7 separate regions of the Homo sapiens genome follow, and all the other regions are linked to region 7. Evidence: chromatin contacts called from ENCODE Hi-C or POLR2A ChIA-PET data. All regions are on one chromosome and are shown on one strand. The core of a region is the stretch at or near the end of the contact, and the rest is flanking DNA. Distances in the headings are between cores, read along the strand shown. Region 1 holds the start of PASK (PAS domain containing serine/threonine kinase). Region 2 holds the start of UBE2F-SCLY (UBE2F-SCLY readthrough (NMD candidate)). Region 3 overlaps LRRFIP1 (LRR binding FLII interacting protein 1). Region 4 holds the start of PER2 (period circadian regulator 2). Region 5 holds the start of DUSP28 (dual specificity phosphatase 28). Region 6 holds the start of SCLY (selenocysteine lyase). Region 7 holds the start of HDAC4-AS1 (HDAC4 antisense RNA 1).

Region 1 (3,382 bases), core at 81-2,580, 1.7 Mb after region 7:
ACGGGAACCCAAACCCAGCAGACAGCACCTAATGGTGCCACCGAGTAACCATATTCCCATTGCTAGTTTTGATTCCAGAAGACACAAGTGACCCCACCTCAGACCAAACAGAAGCAAGGACAACTTTGCAGGGAGCATCTCGGCGAACTTCTAGAAGCAACTGTCCCCCTCCCACCAGAACATAAGCTAAGAAGCAAACAGCTCCCATTGCTGTCAGCACAGCTGTACAACAAAAAGGAGAACCAGTTTCAGGATGAGGCCAACAAGGTGAACAGTGCAGTAGAACACAGCAAGGATGTCAGTCCTGGAGGAGGCACCTGCAGAGCCGGGCCCTACCAAGCAGAGTGAAGAAGTCTTTCAGAGGCAAAGCCTCCCAGAGAGGAGTTCAGTACCCAGAAGAGTAGGTGGACGTGGGCCTGGAAGGGCCAAGCATGAGCCCAGAGCCTCCTATGCCTGCCCAAAGTCTTAATTTTATCCCCAAAATGAACTTTTAAGGATTCAATGCTTAGGAGTAACATGGCCAGATATGCATTTTACAAAGATTACTCCAGGGACCATGTCGGTGCAAGGCTGGAAAGCAGGAGAAAGGCTACAGTAATCCAGGCAAGAAATTATAAAGTCTTAAATTAAGGTAGCAGCAGAAAGATGAAGAGAGGGAACCCCTAAGAGAAAAATGGACATCGAATGGTACTGAGATGCGGAAGGTAAGGACGAGAAAGGCCTCAAGACGGCAGCGCAGGCCCCTGCCGTACTCTGGGAAAGAAAAATTAGTGAAAAAATTAAGGCTCAAGTCCAGGTCTTTGCTGTAACCACGAGCGCCGGCGGCGCGCGCCCCCGACCCCGCGGCGCCGGCTGAGCCCGCAGGGACCCACACGCCCAGTGCAGGAGGCTGGCGGGATCCGGGCTGGTTCTCCTGGAGCTCGCCCCGCAGGGCCGGCTGCGGTGAAGAGAGCGCAGGGTCCCGAGGCGACCCGAGGCGCGGGGCCTCGGCGCCCACCGGGCAGGCTACACTGAAGGGCACCCCGAAGACGCTGGGGGCGCGGGGCCCAGGGCCAACGGCCGCAACCCCGCCGCGATTTGGGCACGGAGAGGACGCGGGCTCGGCGGTGCGCGAAGGGCGACGGGCGCAGGGGCGGGAGACCCGGGGTCGGGCTGGTCTAAGAGTCGGGCGGCGGATCCTCCTGGGCCAGGGGCGCGGAGCCGCGCAGGCCCCACAGCCGCCCTGGGGAGATGGCGGAGCCCGGCCCGCTCTCCCGAGCGCAGGTATCTCACCTGGATCAGGCGAGGGTCACGCCAAGCCGGCTACACACCACGGAAAGGAGCCCTTCCGCGCTTTTATCCCACCGACCAATCGCACAGCGACTAGCACCGATTGACAAGCTCCACGGACCAGCCACTTGCGCGTATGGGCGGGACTAAGCTAGCCAGAGTCTAGAAGCCCGCGCTAAGGGTTGCTAGGGACGCACCAAACACCCCTACGGCGCTTCGGAGGAGCCAAAGGAATAATGGGCGCCTCCGCCCCCGGGCCGGGCAGATGCGGTTTCCTCCCGACTCGCGATCAAAATGGGTGAGTAGCGCAGAGCTCGCCTCTTGGAGGCCTCTTTCTGAAGGCGGAGGACGCGGGGCGGCTCGTTCATGGGCCGGGTGGCTCCGCAGGGTAGACGAAGGCTGCAGCGTCCGCACTGGGCTGGGAACGACTTGCAAGGGGAGCCCAGCTGGCGCCCCGGAGCCAGCCAGCTGGCTAGCGGCCCCACCAGCGCAAGTGCCCCGCACCTGCCCGCCTGCTCCGAGCGTCAAGAGAAGGCGGCATTTCGCATGGGTAAAATCCGCGCGGGGACGCCGGGAGAATGTTGTTGCTCTTGCCGTTCGGCCCATTGTACAGACGCAGCCAGCGAGGCTCGCAGAGGTCAGGGATGCACGTAGGACTGGCCCGCACCTTGCAGCCACGGAAAGATCCGCCTGGCCCGCGGCCCCTCCACGCCTCCGAGGTCGAGACAGTGACATAAGTCAACTCTCAAGCCCAGGGCGTCTCTCCACTCTGCCTAGACGTCCACTCCGTCTGCCTGCAGCTACGGCTCTGTGCGTCCCGCTTCGACTCCCTCTGCTTTCCTTCCCAGCTTCTCGCCTCCAGACTGTTCCGGCTCCGCCGCCTGAAATTACCTGCTCTGGGGGAGGCGCGGCGCGCGGCCTCATGACGGAACTACAACTCCCATGAGGCGCTGGGCCCACGCAGGCGCGGCGCGGCTGAAGTCGCCGCGCCGGAATCCCATTGGCAGGGCCGGCTCTGAGGCGGGAGCCCTGATTGGCTGAGGGGTCTGAGGCGACAGATTCCGGAAAGGGGAAGAGCAGCCAACATGGCGGCGGAACGCGGCGCGGGGCAGCAACAGTCGCAGGAGATGATGGAGGGTGAGCGGCCCCTGCGGGCGGCGGCCCAAGGGCCCAGCGGGCGGGGGGAGCTGCGGGCTGGAACTGCTCCGTGCCTGAGAGAAACTCCACGTCCTGCCTCTGGCCGCCGCCGCGCGGCCCCCTGACAGCTGACAGCCGGACCCGGGGGAGCGGGGGAGGCGCTGGACCTCGGGGGAGCCCCGGCCCGGGGGCGGCAGCGGCCGGGAAGGACCCAGAGCTAGGGGGAGAGCGGCGGCGCGAGGCCAGGCCGGGGGTGGGGCTGAATGGGACGCGGTGGCTCCATTCAGTCCAGTTGGAGCCTCGCCCCGAGCCTCTGAGATTGACGGGCGGGGGAGCCTCCTCGGTCAGCTGACGAGGAAACTGAGGCGCTGGGATCTACCAGAGTCTGCTCCTTGGTTCACGTGGTGAGGGTGGAGAAGGGTCTTCTCTTGAAATCGAATGGACTGTTGGGAAGGGGTAACAAGGAACCGGAAGATTGAGTTACACAAGGTGATACCTGTTTTCAAAGCTGTCATAGTTCCAAAAAGTCTGAATTCAACTTTCTTCCTCCTCATTCACTTTGTTGGAAAAAAAAACCACATGCATATATGTATATGTTATACGTACACATGTGTTTATAATTTTCTGCATATCTGTAGGTACAGTCATATACGTGCACGTACAGTATGTGTGTAAAAATGCGTGCACACACCCACTTAGCAACTGGGGAATCAGTTGTGTCATCAGCTTAAGTACTTTTGGGTCCCATGGTTTGGTGAGGGGTACAGACCTCCCAGAAGAGCAGTCACTGCCTTATGTGAAAGGGGTAGGGAAGAGGAATGTGGAGCTGGGGAAGGAGGGCGGGTGCAGCAGGAAGGCCTGACATGTTAGGGAGTGGTGACAGCTGCAGAAGCAGGGCGAGCTCTGAGCTGGAGCCTGAAGAATAACTCGAAGGCAACGAGGTTGGGGATAGGGTGAGGGAAAAGAGCAAGAATCA
Region 2 (3,179 bases), core at 351-2,850, 1.4 Mb before region 7:
AAGTGCAGGGCTCCAAGGAAGACACAGAGGGCACCTGCACTGCCCCACCCCACCCCCAGGCTTTGAGGCCTATCAGAAGTTGGTGTCTTAGCTTAGGAAAACTTGAGAGTTAGCCGGGCAAAAAAGGGAGAGACATGGTCCCAAACACAAGAAATAACACAAGTTGTGTTCTTTCTTTTTTCTTTTTTTTCTGGAAACAGTCTTGCTGTGTCACCCAGACTGGAGTGCAGTGTCAGCTCACTGCAACCTCCGCCTCCTGGGTTCAAGCAATTCTCCTGCCTCAGCGTTCCAAATAGCTGGGATTACAAGGGCGCACCACCACGCCCGGCTTTTTTGTATTTTTAGTAGAGATGGGGTTTTGCCATGTTGGCCAGGCTGGTCTTGAACTCCTGACCTCAGGTGATCTGTCTGCCTCGGCCTCCCAAAGTGCTGGGATTACAGGCCTGAGCCACTGCGCCCGGCTGAGTTGTGTTCTTGACCAGTTTTCCTGACTCCATTCCCACCGACTCACTTAGAGCCAAAGCCTTTATTATTATTATGGGGACAGGGTCTGCCCTGTCACCCAAGCTGGAGTGCAGTGGTGCGATCACGGCTCACTGCAGCCTCAACCTCCTGGGCTCAGGTGATCCTCCCATCCCAGCCTCCTGAGTAGCTGGGACTACAGGCGCGCGCCACCACGCGGCTAATTTTTTTTTTCTTTTTTTGTAGCGATGGGGTCTTGCCACCATCAGGAGGCTGGTCTTAAACTCTTGGGCTCATGGGATCCTCCCACTTTGGCCTCCCAAAGTGCTAGGATTACAGGCGTGAGCCACCGGGCCCGCCAGCCTCCTTTAGGAAGAAAACCTGATAGTCACTCCACTGTTAGAAACCTCTCAGTGGGGTTTTTCGAAATGAAAGTCTAACTCCTTGTCTCTTTCTGACCGTTTCCATGCTGAACCTCATCTTTCTAATGGCCCACTCCTCCAGGGGCCTGCCTGACGCCCAGGACGGCCCCTCGTCAATCACACAGGACGCTAATGGGCGCGGGATGAATCTGGGCGCCCAAAAGAGGACAAGTTGAAATGGATTTTTAAGGTACTTTAAACACATTTAAGAGAGAAAAGAAGGAATAAAAGGGACATGACAAGAACAGTGGGGCCTGTGGGCGCAGCACACGGTTTGGGGTTGGTCGTGGCTTGCGTGTCTGACCGCCCGGTCTCCCTCACCGCCTGCACTGCAGGCTGCGGGGGCCTGTCCAGTCCTTTGCACTCCAGGTGCGGCGCTGGACAGCGGGAGCTCCAGCCACGGAGGCCGCTCCTTCAGGGAAGGATAGCCCGGGCTCCTCCGTGCCCCTAAACCCTGCAGACCACGAAGTGAACCCGTGTTGGAACCAGGTGCAAAACCCCCAGCCCTCCGGCGCTCGGGCTCCAGAGCCAACTCGGAATCCCCGCCCCTAACGCTACTCGCCAATCAGCGGCGGTTGCGAAATCCGTGCCCGCCCCCTGGCCGCGCCCTCTGCCAATGAGCGAGGTCCGAGAGGCCCGTCGCCCAGCCCAGTCCCGATCGGCGCACGCCGCTGTTCGCGTGTCTGGTTCCAAATAAAGTTTTTCGCGACTTTGAATTTTTTTTTTAAAGCGCCCGCTGCTGTCTCGGCTGCCGCGGGCGAGAGCGGCCGAGTCCCCGCCCCGCCACTTCCGGTCCCGCCGCCGGGAGCCGGTGCGGCTGTGAGGGGCCGCGTCTCGCAGCAGCCGCCCGGACCGGGCATGGTGTTGGGCGCCGGGCCCGCCTCGCCTGTCTCGGGGAGCCCAGGTGAGGAGCGACCGTGCGGCTCTGCGGCGGGGCGAGGTGCGGCCGCCGGTGCACGGGCTGGCCTGCGGGCCGGGCGGAGGGCGCGGGCGGTGGCGGGGCCGCCTCGGGCCCGCCGGGTTCCTCACGCCGGGGGCCTGGCGGGCGCGGGCACCCGGACGCGAGGCCGAGCGGCGTGAATGGGAAGGGGCCGCGGGCCGCGGGCCGCGAGCCGGGGGTCGGAGGCGGCGTCGGCGGCCGGGGCGCTGGCCTCGCCCGGCAGTGAGTGACCGCGGCGGCGGCGGCGGGGGACGGCCCGCGCCGAGCACCTGGTGTGAACCAGGCCCTGGGCCGAGCGTGGCACAGACCTGGCCGCGCTCACGCCCCACTCGCGGGATCGGCTGCCTGCCTTGTACGGAGGAAGCGGGGCGTCCAGCGCCTGGCCAAGGTCACCGGCCCGACGTGGCCGCAGAAACCGGGACTGGACTCCCGATCGGGGCAGGAGTCGCGCTAGGCCGTGAGGAGCGGGGGAGGTGAGGGGAGTGACAACTCGCGCCCGGTCCTCGTACCTGCAGCGGGAAGAGTAAGTATGGACGCTTACCTACAACTGGGGGCGGCCAGGCTAGTTTGGAAAATTTTTACCACAGCAAAGGAGACGAGGAAGGAAGGGCATCTTGGAACAATTAGTGCAGCAGAGTCTTGGTTCCAGACCTAGTTCTGCTGGTGTGTCATCTTGGGTGTGGCCTTCCCCTCCCTGGGCTCAGTTTCCTCATCTGTCACAGGAGAGAATTGGGTCCCCCCACTCTGCATTCCCGACCGCCTGGAAGTGGGGGCAGGATGGGTTGGAATAGCCAGAGAAAGCTTCTTGGAGGAGGAGATGTTGGGATGTAGGTAGGAATCTTCCCCTTAAGGAAGGGGTAGGATTCGTTTGTGAAGGGAAGGAGGGCATTCTAGACCTGGGTATCAGACTGAATAGAAGCTTCTGGAAATGAACAGGGTGTTGTGAAGGAACAAAGAGGAAACTGGCCTGCCTGGTGCAGAGGAATCCTGGCTGAGGAGTGAGATGAAGGCAAGGGGGAGCATAGAGGTGGGAGAGAGAGAGAGATTGAGAGACAGAATCACACCAAGCTTAGTGCTGTGGGGCTTGAGGACCCCCCACCTGGACATACCTGCCTTTCAGGTAGTAGGCAGTGCAGGAAGGGGCAGGTTTACTGCTGAACGTAAAAGGGGCTGGGCTCCAAAGATGGTCGGTCAACCAGCGTACTCCTGTGCCGAGCAGGAGGTTCCTGGGCACTGGCATTCTGTAGAAGAGTGGGATGTGGACTTTGTTGTGCCCTGATCGGGGCCCCTTTGGCTGGGGAAGTTGAGTGTCCCCTAGTGACCCGCAGTCCCATCCTTTATGCTTGGATTGAGAC
Region 3 (2,992 bases), core at 433-2,932, 1.7 Mb before region 7:
GAATCACCATCAGGGAAGGGTTCTTGAAAGAAGGAAGGGTGGGAATGTGGTTGAGCGGTGCCAGTGTTCTGAGGAGCAGCCTGGGACACCATAGATGGCAGGAGGAGGATGGAGGTGAAGAGCTGCCTGCTGGACTTAGAGTCCTTGGAGAAGGGAAGAGTAAACATTGAGAACAGGATGTGAGGAAACTAGGGACAGGCTAATCAGAGGAGTAGGTAGAGGCACACCTGGAGCAGCTAAGGCACTGGCTACAGGGTCTATTACTTAAGGCTGGGAGCCTCCTGGGCGGGTCTGGGTTCAGATGACTTCGAGATGCTGCCGGGAGGAAGGGAGAGGAAAGTCTGGACTGTGTCCAACTGAGTAGTTATGTGATCAGCCCAGGCCCACTGTCCCTCACCCCCAGTTCCAGAACCCAATAAGCTTTGAAGACCGGAAGGTTTGTGTTTTGTTTTGTTTTTATAAGTTTGTGGCAGAATTTTGGCAGTGAGACTTGCCCTGTCCAATGGGGGGCTAGTTTTGGTCTTCACTGATCCCTCTGAGTGTGAATTTTCTTACGTTTCTCTGCAGTCTTGTTGATGTCTTTGATTAAGGGCTGCTACTCTGGGTTGTACCAGAATATATGGTGTATGCATCTTACTACGTTTCTAATGTCCAAAAATGCTGAATTCTGAATCATGGCCCCAAGGGTTTTCAGAGAGAAGTTGTGAACCTGTAGGAGCTTTTCTTGGTAAATGGTAGCAAAAACTGTATCAGAGTGAGACATGGTGAACAAAAGCAAAATGCAGTTCCTGTTAAGAGGCTAATGTTCAGGTAGGGAAGGAAATGTGCTGAGTGGTGATGGGAATTGGGGGTCATCATGGGTGGGGGGTAGGGCGTCACCCAGCGGCTGCCCTGGGCCATGGGCTGGGTATAGGCACAGGAAAGTGGTTGTGGGTGTTTCACACTGGTTTGTGCCAGTTCTTGCTCTGCATTGTGTCCGTGGGTTCAGGGATGGGTCTCCTGCGGAAAGGAGGGACTGGGGGCCGCACCCATGCAGAGGAGAGCCGGGTTGGTCAGAGGAAGTAGATTTGGCAAGCTCCACCTCAACTAGAAGACAAAAGCAGGATCTGAGTGGGAGCCTGGGCTTCTTCAGCAAGTGGGCACCAGCCCTGGAGCTGTAGGAGAGGGTCCGATGCGGACAGTGGAGACACTGTGCATTTCTGCAGCTTTTGTAACTTCCCTGTGTTTGCGATGGCTTGTGTCACCCCGCTCTCTTTCCACATACTGATTAGCATTCAGCCCTTCTAAATGACCAGCACTGTCCCAAGAAAGGGCTGTTAGGGGAGAGCGTGGACACACAGTCTCCCAAGTCCCATCTCATTATAGGTACCTGGGCCAGGGTCCCCAGGTGTGGGAGAGTGGAGTCTTGACCAATATGGGGATGAATCAGTTGGCACGAGGCGGGCTGGCCCTGCTCTAGCTCAGTCTGAGATGGTGGAGCGTGGAATCATATGGTGTGTGTTTTAGGCATGTCATTTCCCCGGGCAGGTAAGACATAAATATAGTAAGGTAGGTCTTTTCTAGTAGTATTGAGAGTGTCCTACTGGGGCAAAGATGGAGACTAAATTTCCCTTTTTCTTTAAGAGTCAGTTTCTGTTCAGCCTGAGTTAATATCCCACAGCGGAAGCCTCCTTAGCAAATTTCAAAAAACCCTGCAGTCTCAACTGCCACTTATGCTGAGCACAGGAAATCAAGTTATTTATAGTTGCAGAACGGTGTTTCAGCGAAGTTGATTGGAGAGTTACCTGATTATAGTGAGATTCTTATCCAATCCCTACAGAATTGTGAGACTAAATGTTGGTGCAGCATGTTTGGTCCTCAAAAGGCAATGTCCAAGAGGAACTTCTTATCCCCGAAAAATCAGGCTGTGTGACTCAGCAAAGGAATTGTTTATGACTGGTTACTCATATGCCAGTGCTTCCAGAATATCTGCTCGTATTTAAAGGAGTGATCTTGAAGCCCCAGAGGCCATAATGTTTAGATTACCAACCTCTTCACCAATCAGTAAGTCCATTACATCTCACTACGTGTTAGACATGGGACAGGAGAAGAGGATTTTTATTACCTCACTGTTATTACTGGAGGCCGCCCAAATTTGTTTTTTGTTTTTTTTTTTTAAATAAAGAAGCTTGTTTTCATGGAATGGACTTACTAGAACTTTTATTATTCAGACTACCTAGATAAAATTAAGTAAATTCGTTTCTTTCTCCCAAATTAAATATTTTGACTACATGCAAGATTTAATCATTCAAAATTGCCATGTATTTGATTATAGACCAGTAGTATAATCCCCCTGCCCCAGGCCAGATTCCAAAACAATAAACCAAAACACACACACACCTGGCAACAGAAATTATATGTATTCCGAGACTCATTCATTCATTTTGGAAAGGGCCAGTGTTTCCAGTGGTTTCTCCTTGGGATTGTAACTTTACAACTTTAAAACTAGGTAAGTAGTTTTCCCTTGAATCTAAAGTATAACTACTTTGTAGTAGAGAAGTAATTTATCTTAAATCACTATAATGAAGATTTACTCTTAATTTTAACCAAAATGTTTCATTTATTTGTGTAATGAAGATGATCAAAGCAACGCCACCTGTGATCCTTCTGTCTTTTTTACTGTATGTGGCACGTGGCTGTGTGATTTTCCTAGGGAAAGGAGTGGGCTTTCCCTGTGGGTTGAGAACCTCTGTCCCCCTCCTCTGAAGTTTCCCCAGTTTTTCCTGCTTCTCTGCTAGGTGGGTGCCTTAGCATGCTTGTCTTCTCATCGTGCTTCTAAACTTCTCTGAACCGGATTTATACTCTTAGGTCAGTAGCTGTCAAAGAAGACACTAAGTAGTGAAAGTAGCTAATATTTACCAAACCCCTGCTGCGCCCACCTGGTGTTTTATGTGAAGGTCTTCTCTAACCCTTGCTGTAACCTCATGGGGAGCAGATCGTTTTCTCTCAGTTT
Region 4 (3,364 bases), core at 274-2,773, 1.1 Mb before region 7:
GAGCCAGCAGCAGCCAGCTGGCTGACACAGGGCTCCCCCTTCCCACCTGGCACTCCAGTCTCCACAGAAAGCCAGGGCTGCGTTAGTTCTGTACCAATGAATCATACCAAGGCGACAGTGACAGATAACTGCAAACACCCACGGTGCCATCCCCGCGCTGGCACACCACACAGCTTCCACTCAAAAAAAACGGAGTCCCTTTCTTCATTATAGTCATATAGCACACAAAAATCAATTCACCTTGTATTTTAAAACTCAATTTCCAAATAAAGCCTTCAGGTAGAGTCCTGTTTTCTTCTCAGGCACACCCAGCCTGGGACCAGAAGCCCCAGGTGGGGGTAGAGGGTGGGCCAAGAAGTCTAGCAGTCCTGCTGTGCCATATACAGGTGAGAGGCGTCCATGTGGGGCTTTAGCCACCGTGTGGGGTTCTTAACACATTTCCCGGACTTAAGGCCCTTCCTCCCAAATTCCAGCCCACCCAGGATTCAGCACGCAAGTGGAGGCCATCACTGAACCTCTGAAGCTCATCCTGCCCCAGGACGATGGGAAGATCCTGCAGACAGCCTGGGCCTGGGCCTCAGTTTGCTCATCTGTCAGGCTGAGGGGTTACTCTGGGTGATTTTCAGGGTGCCTTCTGGCTCTGTTGTTCTGTATGAATCAGCTTTCCAAACGGGTTCCTTCTGTGTAGGTTACAGAAACCCTGGCAACCAACTCGTCATCCCTTACCCTGGCCTTCCTGAAGGGGGAAGCAGGCCACCTCCCACCCCCTGGTCTATGTCTGGGACTTGGCAGCCAAAGTACATCCCAGAAGGTAGGCGCGACTGCTGCACCAAAGAGTGGACACCCCCATTCCCTTCTATCCAGTCCGGGGAAAGGGAATTAATACAGGGTGGTCCAGGGGAGGCAAAGGGGCGAACATTAGAGGGTCTCCCCGCCCTCAGGTTCCCAGGCCTGGCTTGGCACCGGGACTTCCTTGTCCCTCTGATCACCCATTCCAGGAGACCCGTGGGTGTCCAGGAAAAGCTCCTAGATCAGCGCCCCTCCATGGCCCTTCCCCAGCCCAGGACTTAGCCCTGTGGCCTCAGAAGAGGCAGTCAGCTCCCCGAGGGTCCTCCAGATCCCAGGGCCGGCTGCGCTGACCCTTGGTTTCCTTGGCCTTCCCCATGCGAGGGGAGGGAGGGTTCCCAAAAGAGAATCGCCCACGGAACCGCAGCCCGCGCGCAGTCACTCGGTAGCTCGGTGCCCTACACACGCTGCCTCACCTTTCGGACCTCAGGCTCCTGAGCTGCGAAGCGGGGGTTCGAGTCCCCAACCCTCGGTGTCACCGCAGTTCAAACGAGCGCACCCTGCGCGCGGCTCGACCACTCTCCACCTGGGACAGGGCCAAGGGCACACGCCCCCACGCCGGCGCCGTTTCAAGCCGAGGAGTCCAGCAGCCCAAGGAACTTCCGGCGGCGCCTCCGCTGCCCGAGCCGGCGCTGGGACCCCGACCTGCCCGAGGCCCGCGCGCCGGCGGCGGTTACGTAAGCCGCAGCGGGGCCGCGCCGCGCCACTTACCGCCGGCCGCGCCCGCGTCAGCCCGTCCGCCGGTCCCTCCGCCGACTCGCGGCTCTGTCCGCCCGGCCCCGCGCCCGCCGCCGCCGCCCACAGCTGCACGTATCCCCTCAGCGCCGCCGCCTCCGCCGCGGCCGAGTCGCCGCTGTCACATAGTGGAAAACGTGACCGCGCGCGCCGCGCCCGCCCCCGGCCTCCGCCATTGGCCGCGACTCCGTCTCATCTGCATACATGAGGGGCGGGGCCTACGAACGCCGCGCGCCCATTGGTGGCCGCGCCCGTCGCTCTTTTTACATAAGACGCACATGGAACTCCATGTTCACCTCGTCGGTTCCTCAATGGAGACGCGGCGCGTTCGTGCTACCCGTCGTCCTCCCTAGTGGTCTCATCCACTTCCGGCGTCGGCGCCTTCCATTCACTACGCCCTCAAGCCCGCCAGCTCGGGGAGCGCGGAGTGGCGCGTACCATTGCGGGCGGGGGAGCTGGGCGCGGGGCTCCTGCGCACCTCCGGCCGGCCTGGCAGACCCGGCGCGCCGAAGCCGGACGAGGGAGACCTCCACCTCCGGCCACCGGCCAGAGGCGCGCCCCCAGCGGCCAGGGCCGCGGGAAAGTCCGCGCGGCATGCTTCATTCACGCATTCACATTCATTCATTTACTCATTCACTCACTCATTCATCGCGGGGCCCCGGAGCAGCCCAGGAGAAGGTGGCAGCACCGCCCTGCAGCAGCTCCGGGGGCACGCCCACCCGGGCCTCTGAGGTGCCTGTGGTCGACACTTGTCCCGGCAGCTACCAAGTGACCTTTCTTATTTTTGAGACCACGTGTTGCAATTTTTGGTTCAGGAAATAGAGTCATTGTTACTCTGGGGAGGTACAAAAGAAAGAAATGATGTTGTCCCTGCCCCCAAGCGCATCACTAGGGAGAAAGGACTATCTCATAAAAAGGAAACTTAATCAAATGCTAAATTGGGCGATGTGGGCTATAAATTAACCAGAGCTATCCCCACAGGCTCCGTGAGAAAGGCAGCACTTCCAAGGCGGGTAAGATGGGCCCTGAGAAAGGGACGCCTTACAACGGTGCAAGCCGTAGAGACGCAGGAGCCAGGGGTAGGAGGTTGTCCTGGGAGACAGCGCGGGACCCTGCATCACCTTGTTTCGGTAAGCATTGTGTGGGGCATGTGGAGCCTCTAAACTTCCATTTAAAGTGTCAGGAGAAAGAGTACAATTTCCCCGGGTCTGGGTAGAAGCCTGAGACTTACAGGACAGGAAGGAGCTTTCAGGCTCCCACGCAGCAGGCTCTGAATGTGTAGGCTCTCATGGGGAAGGCGAGACTGTCCAAGAAGCTGGAGCCCGCAGCATCTCTCTTTACTCTTCTTGTTCTTCTTTACCTGGACTCACCTGGGGACCAGGGATGGGACAGAAGGAAAAGTTATGAACCCACATCAGGAATTCCTGAGTGTGATAACTCCTTCTCTTCTACTTGACAAGGTGTGTGTGCAACTTCTCAGATGCAAACCAGGGCAAATACCAAGTTCATCGGGGCAGCCCTTCCCACAGAAGCCCCGGGAGGCCTGCATGCTGTTCACACACTCAGTCAGGTGGCCCCTCCTCCTGTTCCTCTGACATTGACACCTCGACACACTCCCCGCCCCCTCTCCCTAACACATACACACACAAATGCCAAGCAAACCCAGGCCCGGCTGCTGCGCCCTGCACACACCCAAAGGCTCTTTTGTTTCTTCCCTCCCATTGACGTCAATGGGGAGCTCCATTGTTCTGGAAACAAGAGTAAACAGACAGCTCATCCACAC
Region 5 (3,254 bases), core at 710-3,209, 1.2 Mb after region 7:
AGGCCTGCGGAGGGAACGAGATGAGGGAGGCCGCAAGAGTCACCGCAGAGAAGAGGGATTGGCTGTCTTGGACCCTCCGAGGGCCTCGGGGAAGGACTGCAGGAGAGCGGATTCTTGATGGGGCTTCACAGGATGCGCAGGAGCTCTCCAGGCTACAGAGCGCATTTCAGGAACTGGACTGGGATGTACAGAGGCACCATGGTGGGAAACAGCTGGGCCTTCCTGCAAAGAGGGGAGAGGCTCTTGGAGGTGCAGGGCTTGCGTTTTCTCAACCCAGACTGCCTCTGAGAACAGGGCAGGGGGTGTGAAGAGCTGATGCCCTGGCCCTCCCCACTGGCTAGCTTTCCGGGGACTAAGGACTAAGGCTGGGCCAGGATTCTGGGGTTCTAGGGGCTCTGCCTCCACACGCCAGTGCCTGTCTGTTGAGTTCACTTCTCTCTAAAATCTCATTTTACACCACGACCCAGTACAAACCACTCAGAAAAATGTTTCATTAAAAGTTCGGCATACTACATGCATGCACTCTAATATTTTCATGTAGTCTATTATTTCTCTAAAAACTAAAATGCTGATCATGACCCACAGAATTGATTTCACAACCCACATTAGTTGTGAATTACAACTTGCTAAGGAGTCAGAACCAACATGTAGAAACCCTCTGTTCTTAGCAAGCACATTCTGGTTACACTGTGGGGGACTAGCACCAAGTCCAGGAGACAGAGGCTGGCCCAGACTAAGTGTGGCAATGAGATGCAGAGACACTTAGGATGAATTGGTTCCCAATCCATTACCTCAATGGAGTGGGAGCATGATGGTTCAAGTAGCAGGCTTTGGAGCAGAAAACCCACCTCAACCATCCTCCAACCGTAAAGGGTGATGATGATTCATGAAACAGTCCAGGAGGAGGAGGGACTTCAGGTTTTGTTTGATTCATTTCAGTGGCCCAACAGTGGCATCAAGGACCTTGGCTCTCCCATCTCCTCTGCTTTCACCCAAGGCTGGCTTCCCCTTATGGCCATGAGAGAACAGAGGAGCCTTCCAAAGTGCTCTCTCCTTCATGGGTTATTAGACACCAAGCTCATTCCCAGAGCAGTCACGGGAGTGTGGCCTTCACTTTTGGCCAGAGACAGAGCCAACTCCTAGAAAGCGGAGGGAGACAGTGTCCCAACCTAATCAATGGCTCCCATGAACGCCAGGGAAAAAAAGGGAATTCCACTCCTCCATCCTAGGAAAGTTGGAGTCCTTCCTTAGGGTGGAGGAAGTGGGAAACAGATGCTGATAAGACCTCCACGGAGGTGATGTCTGGAGCTGCAACCAGGGAAGACCTGGCTGCAGACATATTTGAGTCTTTAGCTCAAGAGTGAACCCCAGGCTGCAATAAAGATCTGACAGTTACCAATGCTAGAAGGCTGATGGACAAAGCAATGACGATAACCCAGAGAGAGACTGTATGCAACTGAAACTTCAATTGCTAAATGTCTGTAGGGCTGTTGAGACAGTTGCTTTTCAGTGTATCCATTGCCTGAAAATTACCAGATGTCAGAAAAATTGAAGGAGTCTTAAATGGCAATTTCATGGACATTAAGTGATATTAAATTTTTTAAAGTTACAATGCTGACCCCAATAAATTACTTAGAAACAGCAAAAGGAATAGTGTGGTCTATGAAGAAGTGATGAAAATAGAAATTAGTTTTATTTTATGAGCCATGTGTTATAATACATAGAAAAAAATGCACCAATTACAAAGCGGGCCACAAAAAGGAATAAACGTAAAGCCGACAACGCAGTCACTAGGGAAAGGGTGAAGACACGGGAACCACGCAGCCCGCCGTCCACGTGCACCGGGTAGCCACGGGGCCCTAGCCGAACGACGCGGACGCGAAGTGGGCGGGCCCGGCCAAGCCACGCCTCCGCGCCAGACGCCGCAGTAGAGCGGGCAGGGCGCTGCGCCCAAGAGCCACAGACGCAAGCCCAGTGCCACAGGCCGCGGGGGCGGGGAGGACGGCGCCCGGGGACAGAGAACATGGGACGCAGAGCGGTCCAAGGCCCCGGCGCCCTGGTGAGGCCCAAACCTCCCGCCATGCCCCGGCCCCAACGAGACCCAAGCCCCCTGTCCCGGCCCAGCGCCCGCGGGGGACCCAAGCCCCAGCCTGGTCCACCTCGGAGGCCTCTAGGACCCGGGGGCGCCCGGCGGCCCGCCCGGCTCCCACAAATAGACTCCTGGGCGGGCGCCTGAGCCCCCAAAATAGATCCTCAGGGCCCAAAAGCAGACTCTTCGGCGGGCGCCATGGGACCGGCAGAAGCTGGGCGCCGCGGGGCCGCCTCGCCCGTACCTCCACCGTTGGTGCGCGTCGCGCCCTCACTCTTCCTCGGGAGCGCGCGAGCCGCGGGCGCGGAGGAGCAGCTGGCGCGCGCGGGAGTCACGCTGTGCGTCAACGTCTCCCGCCAGCAGCCCGGCCCGCGCGCGCCCGGCGTGGCAGAGCTGCGCGTGCCCGTGTTCGACGACCCGGCTGAGGACCTGCTGGCGCACCTGGAGCCCACGTGCGCCGCCATGGAGGCCGCGGTGCGCGCCGGCGGCGCCTGCCTAGTCTACTGCAAGAACGGCCGCAGCCGCTCGGCCGCCGTCTGCACCGCGTACCTCATGCGGCACCGCGGCCTCAGCCTGGCGAAGGCCTTCCAGGTGGGCGGGCCTTTAGGGGGGCGGTGTTTCGAGAGGGGCGTGTCTTCCGGGGACGAGTTTTCCGGGCGGGGCCGGCTTCGGGATTGGGACAGGCACTTCCGGGAGGGGCGGGTCTCTCTCGTGAGGGCGGGCTTAGGGAAGCAGAGAGGCACTTCCGGGTTGGGCGGGGCCCACTCTTACAGCTGGGCCCGCCTTGGCCCCTGCTGGCCATTAGCGCGACTTGGGGTTATTCAGTACACTTCTTGTTTGCAGATGGTGAAGAGCGCTCGCCCGGTAGCAGAACCGAACCCGGGCTTCTGGTCTCAGCTCCAGAAGTATGAGGAGGCCCTCCAGGCCCAGTCCTGCCTGCAGGGAGAGCCCCCAGCCTTAGGGTTGGGCCCTGAGGCTTGAAGCTTGAAGGCCTGCTGCCTGGAGGAAGGATGTCCCTGCACTGATACAGAAGGCTGGTCTTTACCCTTCTTCCTCACTGTCATATCGAGTTTTCCTTTGTGTGTGTGTGTGTGAAACATAGTGCTTTTAATTTTATATTTCCGGCTGAGGTGATGCACAAATTATCTTACAGACACAAAAAGAA
Region 6 (3,299 bases), core at 489-2,988, 1.3 Mb before region 7:
CACCGCGCCCAGCTTGCCTGTAATCTTATACGCCTTTTTAATTCCTCCTTTCTCAACCGTTTTAAGAGTTGACTGCATTCTTCATTTTTTCATATCCCATCTTTGCATTCTAACTTCCATGCCTCTCCCATCACTGAGACTTCTCTCGCTAGTTTATCAGTGCCTCCTAATTGTTACGCACAGTAGACTTCGGATTGCCTCTCAGCCACACTTTACACTATTATGTGTCTTCTTGACTTTTTTGACATTCCTTCTCAATTCCCTTTCCTTTCCTCCTCTTTTGACTGTTCTCATGCTCCTGTGCATCCATTTGCTTCTTAAATGTTGGTGGGCCCTTTGCTATTGGCTGCATTTGGCAAGAAATGAGCTGCGTTTATAGGGAAGAATGAGAGAGAATGAGTCCAGAAATTTGCAGATTTGCTGTGCTGGAAAAGCCAAGTTATTCTGGACCCCAACAGGACACAAAATAGAGAAAGCCCATGAAAAGCCAATTAAAATTCAACCTCTTGGCAAAGCATGCTTGAAACCGAATTTTGGCTCCAGCCACTACTCGTGTGAACTTGGGCAAGATGCCTTTCTGTATCTTGGATTCCTCATACATAAATACCTACCAGACTGGGTTAATCATCAAGATTAAATTAGTGAACACACGAAAAATACCTAGAACACTGCCTGGCATAGTTCAAGGCTCAATTAAAGGTAGACACTATTATGCCAAAAAAACAAAAAACAACAAAAAAAGTGACGGTAGGATGGCTTCGTGAGGATTTTTGCTCATTTCTACCACTTTCTCAACTGACTTTTCTTAATGGTTGGCGGGACACCAACCATTGGTGGATGTTTACACTTGTGACTGTCTCACAGACAACTCAACATGTCCAAAGCTAAACCCATCATCTTTCCCCCTCCCGTCTTCCCTCTTACCCAGATAAAGGCACTAACATCTTCCCAGTCACTTGTCTAATCCTTGCTTCCTTCCTGTCCCTCATGCCCCAATTCCTATTTAACGGCCTAAACAGATCTTGAATTAATCTTTCCTGCGTTTCCACGCCCACTTAGAGTCCCTCATCTCTGGCCCTATTTTCTCAATGCCCTCCCATCCTCTACTCCAGATCCCCTCAAGTCCATCCTCGATGCGTGACTCTTAACTTCACGCCATCCAGGTCCCCTATGGAGCCGCTCCGACTAACGGACGCGCAGGTCCAGCGGACCTGCTCATCACTGTCCAGGGTGGCCTGCGGGAGACCCCCGGGGCCCTGGCCCTGCTGCCGCGGCCCCGGCACTTCCCCTCGAGGGTTCGCGGGGAACAAGGCCGCGCGGCCCCGGCTCTCCCGGAGTGCACGGTCCCGCGCTCATGCGGCTAGAGGGAGGCACCCGCAGGACTGCCCAGCCGCCTCTGCTCCTCAGGTCCAGCTCGGGCCCCGCCTGCTCTTACGCCGACTAACCGGCCGCGGCCCGATGGCGGCCCTGCCGCAGACAGCAAAGGTCACGGGGCTCCCCCGGAAGTGAAAGTGCGGGGATCCGCCGGCCCAGGAGACGCGGCTTCTAGCGCCCGGTTCCCGGGAAGCTCTGTGACGCGCTAAGCCCCGCCCCCACCCGTCACCTGACCCAGCGCAGCCTCGCCTCCCCGCTGGGGGCTCGGCGGCCCTCTGAAGCGGGTGGATTGGCTGGGGTGCTTCGCTCAGCCAATCCGGACGCGCCCGGGCGTCGCGGCCCCGCCTCCTCCCCGGCGCTCTGGGCCCGTAGCGCTCCGCGGGAAGGAGGCTGGATGCCCGGCAGCAGTGGGGCGGGGATGGAGGCGGCCGTGGCGCCGGGGAGGGATGCGCCGGCACCCGCGGCGAGTCAGCCCAGCGGCTGCGGGAAACACAACTCGCCGGAGAGGTGCGCGCCTTTAGGGCAGGGCTGGGGAGCGGCCGGCGCCTGTCGCCGATTGTCCCGCGCGGGAGGACGAAGGGGGCTCCCGGCCTGTGGCCGCTCTCGCGTGGGGCGTCCCGCGCGGGGATGTCCGCGAGGTCGGCCTAAGTCAGGGATGCGAGCTTCAAGGAGGAGCGGGTGCGAGCTGTGGCCCCGCAAGGGCCCACGGAGAGGTGACTTTGGGGCCGAAACCCGAGTGACTTCCAGGGGTGAGGTTTGCAGGTTCTGGGGAAGCAGAGCCTGCCAGGAAGAGGGCACAGCAGATGCGAAGGGCAGGGGACTTGCCGGAGGTGAACCGGCAGAGCCCCTGAGCCCGGGAAGAACTTTGGGGTTCATTCGGAGCCTTATGGGGCCTCGGAAGTTGATCACGGGGCGATGCAATTTAAGTGTTTTGAAGGAGTCCTTCTGGCTGCTTCCTAGAAAGTAGGGGCGCGGGTAGGCATGGGACGAGAGGAAGCCGGGAAGCCAGTTGGGGATCTTGTAACAACCTAGGAGAGAGATGTGGTGTGCGCCCAGAAACGGATGCGTTGGTAGGAAGCTGGTGCACTGGGGCAGGTGAAAGGGAATCAAGGGTTCTCCCAGACTGCTGGCCCAGCTGCAGGAAACGGGATGGCCACCGCTGAGAAGCGCGGAGACCCGAAGCACGTGGTATCCATACTAGTTAAGTCCGAGAAGAGCAGGAGGCAGGGGTATGCATTTTCTGGTTTGTGTGTCTTCTTTCCAGACCCCTCTTTTTCCTTTTTGTGAGCTCATTCGCTACCCATGCTTAGAATATGAGGGGGTCCAGGCCTAAAGCACACACATTTGGCATTCTACCTTGGTTGGAACAAAGTGAAGGGATCTGGGAAAATATCCCCTAGGGAATCAGTGGAGCGAGATTCCCAAGATTTTTTATTTTTTGGTTATGAAGCTAACAAAGTTGAGCCTGCTCATCCAATACTGATAGCATTTTAAGGAAGCAGCAAATAATGAAGCAAAGGAATGTGTAAAGTATTAATCTGAACAAAATAGATTTGTTCAGCCCAGCAGCAGATTGAAGAGCTACAGTCGCTCAACAAACACTAGCTAGCCTAAGGTACTTTGGATGCTTATTTATAGGAAAGAAAAACAGATATAAGGGCACATGCAAAGTCAAGCCGGGCTGGGGGATTCCTAGGACTATTAATACTAGTACCAGAGTGGTAAAGGATGGCGAGTCAAACTTGTCAAAGCCTTGTACCTATTGAGTGATTTTTTTTTTTTTTTTTAATTGAGATGGAGTCTCACTCTGTCACCCAGGCTGGAGTGCAGTGGTGCAGTCTTGGCTCACTGCAACATCCACTGCCCGGGTTCAAACGATTCTCCTGTCTCAGCCTCCCAAGTAGCTGGGATTACAGGCACGTGCC
Region 7 (3,233 bases), core at 692-3,191:
GCACAGAATTATCAGAAGCAATTAAAACTCCAGGCAACCACGATCATATTACAAAAGAAAAAGTGAAACCAGGTCAAGGTGCAAACCTGCCAGTATCCCCCCAGTCCTGCTGGGCTGGCGCTGGGCCAGGACTGTTTACAGGCTTACTCCCAGGCCTTAACTGCTTCGGTGATTTGTGGGAATAAACAGAAAAGCCTGAACAGAGAAAAACGGGGCGGCAAAGTGACTGCACAGGCCCTTTCCTCCCTCACGGAGAGCAAGCAGAACTGCTCTCAGCAAGCAATTAGGTAGGTCTCTACAGTCATGCAATTAGGATTTAGTGAAGAAAGTCATTAGTTTTAAAATAACTTAAGTTTAATTTCTGCAACGCTTTATTTGAAAACTGTGTCACAGCAGGTCAATTTACAACATGCAATAAAGAAAACACTCATATCAGCTGCCTCAAGTTATTACAAATTTTTGATGTGCATTAAATGAGTACACTGGGTTCCACCCCCGGCCTTTCCAACTGATACGCACGGTCTCCTCCTATAACAGTGTCAAATAATTCAACGCTCAATGTAAATACGAGATAATTTGCTTATGATTCCGTGGTGTGTTTTCGCAACGCCGGCAAACGCGGATCCCACCCCCGAGCGGGACCGGGCCCCGTCTCGGCCTGCTGGCGCCCTGCGGGCTGAGCCGAGCGGGTCCCGGGCAGCCCCCCGCCCTCCCGCGACCCCCCGGGCGCTCGCAGCGGCGACGACAAGCGCGGGGCCGCGGACCCCCGGCAGGGACGTTTTTCTGCAAACTCACAGCATTTGACAAAGTTACATAAACGGCGCCCGGCCGGCCCCGGCGCCCGCCCGCCCCCGCCCTCACTCCCGGCGGCCCGGAGCCCACCTGCTCGGGGGGCGCGGGCCCCGCACCGGGAGACGGCGCCGCTGCCTGCCGTGCCCACCCCCGCGCCCCCGCCCCGGCGGGCGAAGCCGCCTCGCGGCGCGGGTGGAAAGGTCCAGAAGGGGCCGGGCGGCCCTGGGGACCGGCGGGTCCCACGGCGCGCGGCCAGCGCTGGCCCCCGCCTCCCACGGCCGCGCGCGGGGCGGGTGTGGACCGGCGGCGTCCACCTGCCGCGGGCTCCAAGGCCTGCAGGCTGCGCGGGGCGCGGGGCGGGCGGCGGACAATGGCCCGCGGGCGCCGGGCCGGGGCTGCGCTTACCGCGGCGGGCGGCGGCGGCCGGCTCTAGCCCTGCTCCGGCGCTCCGCGCCGCATCTCCTCAGCCTGCGCCGCCACCCGCCGGCGCGCGGGCTCGGGCTCGGGCGGCGACAGCCGGGACGCGGCCACGGCGCCGCCGGGGGCCCAGGCTGGGAGGCTGTTCGGGCGGCGGCGGCGGCGGCGCGGGCGGGTGCGCGGGCTCGGGCTCGGGCTCGGGCGGCGGCGGGGACGGTGCTCCGCGGCGGCGGCCCCACAACCTCCCCTCCTCATTCACAAAAAATTGACCCACGTTGAACCATGATGCTTCTCCCCACTCCAGCGTCGAGCCAGGCGGCGATAGGCCACCCCGCACGCCCGTCAGCCGGCCCGGCCCCGCCCAGCCAGCCGGCGGCTCGCCAACCATTGGCTGCGGCAGCCTTGCGTCACCTCCCCTTGCGGGCCCCGCCCTCCCGCCTGGTTTCTAATGAAGAGCTCGTCAATTACGGCTCGGCCCCGCCTCCCGCCCGCCCGCCCCGGGCGCCTGGCCGGCCTTCCATTGGCCCGCTGAAACCTGCGCACAGCCCGTCTGCTCCCACCCCTCGCCCAGCGGCTGCTCAACCGCGGGGCCGGATGCCCTATGAGCGGCAGAGAGGCTCCACCCCTGCCCGCCTCCCCGCACGCGTCCTGGACCTCATTGGCTGCTGGAGCTGCCAATTCTAGAGGGTGGGGCGTACCAAAAGACGCTCCAGGCGCCAGCCGCTGGGTGCTTCGCGGTTGAGGAGGCGCAGGGACCGGGGGCCAGTAGTGGCCGTAAACACGGGCCCCGGCCGTGTCCGGTCGCACTCGGTAGCCCGCATGGCTGCCTAGCGGTCAGCACCGCATGTCTGCGAGCCTAATTCGCGCTTAGAGGGCACACAATGGGGTGCAGGCTAACGCGGGGAGCCGGCCAGGCCTCGCCGCGGCGTCCATCTTGGATACTGGCAGTGGGTCACGTGGTGCTGCGTGCGCACGGAGGCGCAGGGCGGCCCGGTCACTGAGTGCGCAGGCGCCGTGGGCCTCGCCCTGCCCCGCGGCGGGAACGCGGCCGTGAGGGTGTGGGGTGTAGGTCCGCCAGGCCTGCAACGGCTGCCGAGGGTCGTGGGATGCGCTCGCCGCGTCCCTGCTCAGGCGGAGGGAGCCCGGCCCGCCGCCAGGGTCTCGAGTCCGGGTCCAGGCAGGCGTGGAGGTGGCGGGAACGGCGCACCGCCCGGGTGGGCGTTGTTTTAAGGCCGCAGGGCTTGGGAGGCTTGTGTTGAGTTACAGGTCGGCCCGTAGATCCCCGGAAGCGCCTTTGGTTGCCAGCAGGTGTCGGCGAGGGTCTTCAGTGGCCACCCTCCTGGTGGTGATGTTTCCGTTTCTTTCCAACAGGAGTATGACAACTTTTCAACTTGAGTGCACACACTGTCCCCGGAATCCCGCGTTCCAGGGAGGAAGCGCCTTTGACAGCGCGCGCCGGTTCGTGGGGCCCGACGGCGTGGGCCTGTGGTTGCGGACCTGGCGGAGATGCGCGTTCGCTTCGATTGTAGGCCATTCCTTTTAGGAGCTGAGAAAGGATCCGTTTTTACAGCATTCTCGACCTGTGATTCTTGGTGGGGGAAACTAGTTATGTGGATAAAAATACAGTTAGCAAAATAAAAATGCCAATTTTACATTTCCTTAAATATCTCATTAATAATTAGAAAACTTTGGTCATTGCAAGAAATGCTTAGGCTAAACTTAGAAGGAAAGGAATGGTGAATTAGAGAACTTTAAAACAAGATACAGCTGAAGAAAAGGAGAGCAATTACGGGGTTTTGGAGACTTGGCTGCTGATGGAAACGGTGCACTATCTAATTTTCATGTAGAATGAAACAGGGTCTGTAGCTAGCTAACATCTAGATAAGATTCAGTATCATTTGACAGGATTCTCAAAAACATACAATCACGAGAAAATATTAAAACCTGCCTGTAAGTCTACCAAAGTTAGTTTTTCACGTACAAAGAGAAGTGCCTGCGCAAAAAGTCACGTGAAACGAGCTCTG

What was found. Hi-C counts contacts between places; a loop is a spot of excess contacts on that map. ChIA-PET counts read pairs that join two places held with the same protein, here RNA polymerase II (POLR2A). Pooled maps may share reads with other maps.
Region 1: a pooled map shows a loop between it and region 7 (37-fold over the local background). The contact joins the promoter of PASK here to the promoter of HDAC4-AS1 in region 7. A Hi-C loop is called at or near these places in 1 of 37 single-sample maps with no recorded cell type and 9 of 50 pooled maps. POLR2A ChIA-PET finds 5 or more read pairs at or near these places in 1 of 52 experiments (H1).
Region 2: a map with no recorded cell type shows a loop between it and region 7 (8-fold over the local background). The contact joins the promoter of UBE2F-SCLY here to the promoter of HDAC4-AS1 in region 7. A Hi-C loop is called at or near these places in 2 of 37 single-sample maps with no recorded cell type and 8 of 50 pooled maps.
Region 3: a loop to region 7 is called in a map of naive thymus-derived CD4-positive, alpha-beta T cell, with 13 times the contacts of the local background. The contact joins the enhancer-like site here to the promoter of HDAC4-AS1 in region 7. A Hi-C loop is called at or near these places in 1 of 168 maps with a recorded cell type or tissue (naive thymus-derived CD4-positive, alpha-beta T cell), 4 of 37 single-sample maps with no recorded cell type and 13 of 50 pooled maps. POLR2A ChIA-PET finds 5 or more read pairs at or near these places in 1 of 52 experiments (BJ).
Region 4: a pooled map shows a loop between it and region 7 (32-fold over the local background). The contact joins the promoter of PER2 here to the promoter of HDAC4-AS1 in region 7. A Hi-C loop is called at or near these places in 9 of 37 single-sample maps with no recorded cell type and 13 of 50 pooled maps.
Region 5: a loop to region 7 is called in a map of CD8-positive, alpha-beta T cell, with 9 times the contacts of the local background. The contact joins the promoter of DUSP28 here to the promoter of HDAC4-AS1 in region 7. A Hi-C loop is called at or near these places in 7 of 168 maps with a recorded cell type or tissue (CD4-positive, alpha-beta T cell, CD4-positive, alpha-beta memory T cell, CD8-positive, alpha-beta T cell and 3 more), 14 of 37 single-sample maps with no recorded cell type and 20 of 50 pooled maps. POLR2A ChIA-PET finds 5 or more read pairs at or near these places in 1 of 52 experiments (H1).
Region 6: a map with no recorded cell type shows a loop between it and region 7 (39-fold over the local background). The contact joins the promoter of SCLY here to the promoter of HDAC4-AS1 in region 7. A Hi-C loop is called at or near these places in 4 of 37 single-sample maps with no recorded cell type and 10 of 50 pooled maps.

What each region holds. Positions count from the first base shown.
Region 1 is chr2:241,148,142-241,151,523 of GRCh38, forward strand. It overlaps PASK (PAS domain containing serine/threonine kinase), which reads right to left and starts at 1,331. Exons shown (of 18, transcript NM_015148.4): 1 at 1,273-1,331. It overlaps PPP1R7 (protein phosphatase 1 regulatory subunit 7), which reads left to right and starts at 2,326. Exons shown (of 10, transcript NM_002712.3): 1 at 2,326-2,406. The coding sequence starts at 2,355. RefSeq lists enhancers at 285-444, 1,958-2,117 and silencers at 698-747, 798-857, 918-1,277, 2,408-2,747.
Region 2 is chr2:237,965,345-237,968,523 of GRCh38, forward strand. UBE2F-SCLY (UBE2F-SCLY readthrough (NMD candidate)) reads left to right here and starts at 1,601. Exons shown (of 19, transcript NR_037904.1): 1 at 1,601-1,788. UBE2F (ubiquitin conjugating enzyme E2 F (putative)) reads left to right here and starts at 1,670. Exons shown (of 10, transcript NM_080678.3): 1 at 1,670-1,788. RefSeq lists a cis regulatory region at 1-197 and a silencer at 1,714-1,893.
Region 3 is chr2:237,693,614-237,696,605 of GRCh38, forward strand. All of the region lies in intron 1 of LRRFIP1 (LRR binding FLII interacting protein 1), which reads left to right. Among named protein-coding and RNA genes, the nearest start is that of LRRFIP1, 68 kb to the left of the region's middle. RefSeq lists an enhancer at 969-1,148. Within about 2 kb of position 1,683, at least 23 of the 41 ENCODE cell types and tissues checked have a DNase peak (open chromatin) inside an H3K27ac peak, as active enhancers do.
Region 4 is chr2:238,287,087-238,290,450 of GRCh38, forward strand. PER2 (period circadian regulator 2) reads right to left here and starts at 1,524. Exons shown (of 23, transcript NM_022817.3): 1 at 1,263-1,524. It overlaps LOC112268433 (a long non-coding RNA gene), which reads left to right and starts at 783. Exons shown (of 3, transcript XR_002959458.2): 1 at 783-811. RefSeq lists enhancers at 462-984, 1,069-1,963, 3,038-3,087 and silencers at 1,512-1,661, 2,002-2,271.
Region 5 is chr2:240,558,398-240,561,651 of GRCh38, forward strand. It overlaps DUSP28 (dual specificity phosphatase 28), which reads left to right and starts at 1,960. Exons shown (of 2, transcript NM_001370465.2): 1 at 1,960-2,680; 2 at 2,933-3,254. The coding sequence starts at 2,288. The coding sequence ends at 3,070. It also overlaps a transcript of ANKMY1 not described here. RefSeq lists silencers at 1,809-2,218, 2,399-2,448 and enhancers at 2,545-2,686, 2,719-2,788, 2,819-3,178.
Region 6 is chr2:238,059,263-238,062,561 of GRCh38, forward strand. SCLY (selenocysteine lyase) reads left to right here and starts at 1,739. Exons shown (of 12, transcript NM_016510.7): 1 at 1,739-1,881. The coding sequence starts at 1,793. All of the region lies in intron 8 of UBE2F-SCLY (UBE2F-SCLY readthrough (NMD candidate)), which reads left to right. RefSeq lists silencers at 1,149-1,358, 1,499-1,948.
Region 7 is chr2:239,399,495-239,402,727 of GRCh38, forward strand. HDAC4-AS1 (HDAC4 antisense RNA 1) reads left to right here and starts at 1,942. Exons shown (of 2, transcript NR_135575.1): 1 at 1,942-2,042; 2 at 2,581-2,863. It overlaps HDAC4 (histone deacetylase 4), which reads right to left and starts at 1,526. Exons shown (of 27, transcript NM_001378414.1): 1 at 1,484-1,526. RefSeq lists silencers at 1,175-1,344, 1,355-1,794, 1,815-1,934, 2,205-2,474 and an enhancer at 2,605-2,734.